2 separate regions of the Homo sapiens genome follow, and region 2 is linked to region 1. A link is an interaction called in ENCODE POLR2A ChIA-PET data of the cell type or tissue named here. Cell type or tissue: Panc1. All regions are shown on one strand. Links, peaks and the distances in the headings refer to the core of each region. The heading gives the core; the rest is flanking DNA. Region 1 overlaps SEMA7A (semaphorin 7A (JohnMiltonHagen blood group)). Region 2 overlaps LOC101929333 (a long non-coding RNA gene).

What was found. ChIA-PET counts read pairs that join two places held together with the same protein. Peaks named below come from ENCODE experiments on the same cell type or tissue, not always from the same donor. Only the 100,000 strongest peaks of a DNase experiment are listed, where the experiment ranks them.
Region 2: POLR2A ChIA-PET joins it to region 1 with 8 read pairs; 8 of 35 experiments call an interaction of 5 or more read pairs at or near these places.

What each region holds. Positions count from the first base shown.
Region 1 is chr15:74,419,305-74,422,210 of GRCh38, reverse strand. The region is part of intron 1 of SEMA7A (semaphorin 7A (JohnMiltonHagen blood group)); the gene reads left to right. Among named protein-coding and RNA genes, the nearest start is that of MIR6881, 9.3 kb to the right of the region's middle. RefSeq lists an enhancer at 1-618. In Panc1, for the core only: no CTCF peak of the experiment used is centred there; no DNase peak of the experiment used is centred there; H3K27ac peaks cover 1,076 bases.
Region 2 is chr15:74,485,297-74,488,202 of GRCh38, reverse strand. All of the region lies in intron 1 of LOC101929333 (a long non-coding RNA gene), which reads left to right. Among named protein-coding and RNA genes, the nearest start is that of UBL7-DT, 25 kb to the right of the region's middle. In Panc1, for the core only: no CTCF peak of the experiment used is centred there; no DNase peak of the experiment used is centred there.

The DNA.
Region 1 (2,906 bases), core at 115-2,614:
TGCTCGTAGGTTCAGGCAGCAGGGGAGAGTGGTGGGCAGTGGGTCAGTGTGTCCTTGGACAGGCTGCATCTTCCCTCCCCCATCACACGTGGGCCTCAGCTCACCTTCCCGATTCTTCTCATTAGGACTCTGCCAGGCTGCAGCGCATGGCCTCTGTCCTCCATACAGCCACCTTCCCCACCTTTGCTCAGGTTGCGTCCTCTGCCTGGCTTTCCCTCCCGGCCTGTTCAGGGCCCATCCAGCTTTTATCTACCTCACCTCTCCGTTTGGGTTCATAAAGCATCACAAAGAAAATGTTCAGGGATATGATACATACTCCCTTGGCCTGGCCTTTTTAGGGGTAGCCCCTGGCCTTGCTCAGCCCCTGCCTGGGCAGAGACTCGAGGCCTGGCCCTGATGGCTTGGTGCTGCCTTCACTTCCAGGCAGCCCTCCTGCCCCTTAGCCCCCAGCCCCCGCTCCTGCCAACCTGAACAAAGCTTCCTTTCATGTATTCATCGAGCTGCTGCTGCTCGACACTTCCCGGGCACAATCAGGCCTTTTGAGGGCCTCAGGCGGTGCGGGAGCCCAGGCTGGGGCTGGGGTGGAGAATGGGCCAAGGCCTTGTCCTGGGGCTGAGCTGGTGTCATTCCCTCTAGTCCATACGCATCACCAAGAACAGAGGTGGGAGGGCCAGGAACCTGGGGGTCATGGGAGGCCGTGGTCCTGGGCTCCTGTTCGTTTTCCTGCAAAATGGGACGAACAGTCCCTGCTTCCTCCACCCTAGCCATTGTGGCTAGGGTTTGAAGGGAACTGGGCTCAGGCTTGCAGATCCGCATGGGATTGTCCGGGCCCTAGTGCTGCAGCTCCTACCCAGGGGCCAGCAGCCCTCACCCTCCCTTCATGTCTTCAGCAGATACTTTGTGGGCAGCCCTGGGGTCCATGCTAAGACAGTTTTGCTGGAGAGCTGTGGAAGTTTTCTGTGGTGTGGCTGTCTGACCCCTCAGATGTATTCCCAGGGTAGGGCCAGACCTCCCCCTCAGACCTTGCTCTCCAGGACCCAGTCATGTCTCTGCCATCAGGCTCGACTCCCCAGGGCAGGACTGTTTTCCTCTTCTCTTCAACAGCCCTGCAATTCCTAGACCAGGGTGCCCCCACCCAGAGTCCTGTCTGGTGCCTCTTTTCCCTTGAGTAGTTGTACATTGGCCTTGCCGGCCCCCTCGGAGACCTGGGCCTGTGGCCTTGGTGCAGGAGTGGGGCTAAGGTGACTGATGAAGGTGGCTAGCACAGTCTGACGGCTAGAACTTTTCTGCTTTGACTCCCAGGGACTATGGATCTCAGGTCCTAGCCCAGCATCTCTAGATGCAGACACGCACCTTTTCCTGGCTGCCAGTCTGGCTATCGGTGGATGGGAGGGGAGCAGGAGGGGAGTTGGGGCGGCAGACTGTCTGGATCTCTGGCTGGGCCACAGAGGATGGTGGCTGCAGTTTGGGCTGCGGGTGGAAGGGGAGTTACGGGAGCTGAGTCAGGAAGACTGTGTCTGTGACCCCAGCACTCTAATTTTATCCCAGGAAGGGAGGGGGAGCAGGGCAGCACCCAAGACCTGCCAGCTCTCCCTCCCTCCCACCGAAGTGCCAGTACCTCTCAGCCCTTGCTCTGCACATCTCGGGCCTACAGGGAGGGAGGCTTGGGGGCCAGGGAGGGCTGATATCCCCGGAGCTGTTCAGTTGGGCTGTTTGTGATGTGCACCAGGAGAGCCACACCACCCAAGGACAGTGAGCTCAGCACTTCTCTCTGTAGCCTGCCATGCTGCTGAGAACTGATACTGCAGCCTGGGACAAGCTAATGTGTCCTGCCTGCTGGTGTGACCTTGGCATGTCTCCCAGGGTACCTCAGCATTCTTCTCTGCACAGTGCGCCAGGCCACAGAAGAGGTGAAGAATGCTCACTTCCGGGGGTGACCTGGCCATGAAGGGATGTTTCTTAAAGAATGAAGGTGTGGTGGCACAGTGTGTGGTCCAGCTGCTCCTTGCCCCTGTTAAATGCAGAATCAATAGGGATGGCTCCAATGGGAATAAGAGGGATCGGGGGCAGAGTTGAGGAAATGGTAGTTCTTTTTGGTCAGAGCTGGAGCTTGGGTGTCACTGCCAAGCTGGCTGCCCCAGAGTTTCCTGCAGCTGAAAAAACAGTGGTCAGACCCAGTTCCTAGGTGAGGCCCAGGCTGGTCAGAGGTGGGAAGATGCTGGGTGTGGCTGATTGCTGGGGGCACAACCACAGGCCATCCCATCCCTATAATTTACTCCTGCAACCAGGACAACCTCAGCAGTGTCACTGGAGATGAGACACCTCCCCAGAGGCAGTGGCTGCAGTCAGTTTCTTTTTTGGGGAAAATTTTCCCGGTCAGCCCTTCTGCTGAAAGTCCCAGGCTGTGCTCTGTGAAGGTTCCCCTGTCCCAGAGTTGCTGGGGAGGAAGAGCCGATCTTCACCCCCCGGAGAGCTAGCATCCTCATGGGTGAAACCAGGCCAGAGTGGGCCATGGAATAGAGTCCAGCTTGGTAGGCAGGAGTGCAGGCTCTGGTTCAGGGTCTGCTACTGACCTGCTTCCGTGTGCCCTTGGGCTGCCCCTCCCTTGGCCTCTGTTTTCCCATCTGTGAAATGGGACGGAGTAGATGTTGAGATTCCTTTCCTCCTCTAGTCTAGTGCTCACTAAGGGGCTGGGGATGGGCCAGGAGAGGTTGGAGAGGGATTCCTGAAGGAGGAGAAGGGGTTCTGAGCATTGTGATTCCTGGGAACCTGGACTCCAAGGGGGGTGCTTGAAGGCCCTGCTGCCTGCTGAAAGGCCCGGGGTTGGGGGGCGCTGCTTGCTTTGGCTTAGGGCAGCAGAGAACCTCCCAGAGCATGGCCAAGGAGCCCTGGTCCTCCTGCCTTAG
Region 2 (2,906 bases), core at 114-2,613, 66 kb before region 1:
TGTCAACTTAACTGGATTAAGGAAAACGTAGAAACCTACTAAAGCATTCTTTTGAGTGTCTCTGTGAAGGTGTTTCCAGAGGAGATTAGTGTGTGAGTCTCAGTGGACTAGGTGGGAAAGATCTGCCTGCAATGTGGGTGGGCACCATTCAATCTGCTGGGGGCTTGGAGAGAAGAAAAACCAGGGCAAAAATGAATGTGCTGATCTACCTGCTGGAGCTGGGATACACTCTTCCTCTCCCGTCCTTGGACAATAACTCCAGACTTCTCGGCCTTTGGATTCCAGGACTTACATCAGTGGCTCCCCTCCCTGAGTTCTCAGGCCTCTGGGCTCGGCCTGAGAGTTACACCCTTGGCCTCCCTGGTTCTGAGGCCTTCAGACTTGGATTGAGCCATGCTACCAGCATCCCAGGGTCTCCAGCTTGCATATGGCTCATTGTGGGACTTTTTGCCTACCATAATCACATGAGCCAATTCCTCTAATAAATCCCCTCTCAGCCAGGTGCACTGGCTCACATTTTTTTGTTTCCCAGTGCATGTAAAAGTTATGTTTACACTATACTGTAATCTATTACATGTGCAATAGCATTCATTATGCCTAAAAAAAACATAGTACACACCTTAATTAAAAAATACTTTCTGGCTGGGTGTGGTGGCTCATGCCTGTAATCTCAGCACTTTGGGAGGTGGACACAGGAGAATCAGTTGAGCTCAGGAGTTCAAGAACAGCCTGGGCATCCTAGTGAGACTCCATCTCTTTTTTAAAAAATACCCCCTTTATCTATCTATCTATCTATCTATCTATCTATCTATCTAATCTATCTATCTATTCATCCATCCTTTCTATTGGTTCTGCCTCTCTGGAGAACCCTGATTAATACACTCTCTGTCTTCCCCTTCTGCCCAGCAGCCAGAAAAACTGATTTTCAAGGGCTTGTGATTAGATTACACCCACCTGGATAATCCTTTTGCTTTATAACAGAACATAATCTCAGGAGTGAGATCATGTTGATTTCTACCTATCCTCAAAAAGGAAGAAAGGGATTATGCCAAGGCAAGGATCATAGGAAGAATTCTTAGAATTCTGCCTCCTATGCCATGTGATTAAATTCTAGTCAACAAGAAGTTAATGGCAACTCTGTTCTTCCAGTTGCTCAAAATACTGGGTGTCCTCCTTGGCCTCTCACTTCTCACACCCCATTGGTCAGTCAGAAAATTCTGTCAGCTCTGCCTGCAAAACACACTCAGCATTCAAGCACTTCCCATGCCTTCCTACTTCCCAATGCTGGGCAGGTCACCATCATCTCTCACATGGATTAGTGTAACTTCCTAGCTGGCTTTCTCTCCAGCATTGTTCTTTTTTTTTTTTTTTTCTGAGATGGAGTCTCACTCTTGTTGCCCAGGCTGGAGTGCAATGGCACGATCTTGGCTCACTGCAACCTCCGCCTCTCAGGTTCAAGCGATCCTCCTGCCTCAGCCTCCCAAGTAGCTGGGATTACAGGCATGCACCACCCATGCCCGGCTAATTTTTGTATTTTTACTAGAGATGGGGTTTCTCCATGTTGGTCAGGCTAGTCTCGAACTCCCGACCTCAGGTGATCCGCCCACCTCGGCCTCCCAAAGTGCTGGGATTACAGGCGTGAACCACTGTGCCCGGTCATTTTGTTCTTGACACAGCAACCAGAATGATCCTGATACAGCATATGCCAAACCATGTCCCTTAGCACTCTTCAGTGGGTCTCTATCTCATAATAAAGACCAAAATCCTTAATATGGACCACACGATTCTACTTTGGTCTCCATATTAGGTTTGTGACCTCAAAATCCTATCACTCTTCTGGCTGGGTGTGGTGGTTCACGCCTATAATCCCAGCATTTTGGGAGGCCAAGGTGGGCAGATCACTTGAGGTCAGGAGTTTGAGATCAGCCTGTCCAACATGGCAAAACCCTGCCTCTAATAAAAATACAAAAATTAGCTGGCATGGTGGCACACACCTGTAATTCCAGGAATTTGGGAGGCTGAGGCGGGCGGATCACTTGAGGTCAGGAATTCGAGACCAGCCTGGCCAACATGGCAAAATCCCATCTCTACCAAAAATACAAAAACTAGCTGGGCATGGTGGTATGTGCCCGTAGTCCCAGCTACTCAAGAGGCTGAGGCACAAGAACCACTTGAACCCGTGAGGCGGAGGTTGCAGTGAGCTGAGATCTCGCTACTGCACTCCAGCCTGGCGACAGAGCGAGACTCTGGCTCAAAAAAAAAAAAAAAAAAAAATCTTATCACTCTTCTCCTCCTTCTCTTCACTGTAGCCTCATAGGGCTCCTTGCTGTTCCTTAAACATGTCAAAAAGTGCTTTAAGTCTTTGGTACTTGCTATTCTCTTTGCCTAGAATGTTCTTCTCCAAGATATCTACATGGCTAGCTCTCATTTCCTTCATGTCTTAATTCAAAAGTTGCCTTTCAGCCAGGCAAGGTGGAGCATACCTGTAATCCCAGTGCTTGGGAGGCTGAGGTGGGAGGATTGCTTGAGGCCACGAGTTCGAGACCAGCCTAGGGAACATAGTGAGACCTTTTTTGGTTCTACAGAAAATAAAATAAATAGCCAGCTTGGTGGCACATTCCTGTAGTCTCAGCTACTTGGGAGGCTGAGACAGAGGATACCTTGAGCTCAGGAGTTTGAGGTTGCAGTGAGCTATGATCATGCCACTACACTCCAGCCTAGATGACAGAGTAAGACCCTGTTTCTAAAAAAAATAAAAATAAAAAATAAGCCTGGTGCGGTGGCTCACACCTATAATCCCAGCACTTTGGGAGGCCAAGGTAGGCGGATCACTTGAGGGCAGGAGTTTGAGACCAGCCTGGCCAACAGGGTGAAACCCCGTCTCTACCAAAAAAACCTAGCTGGGC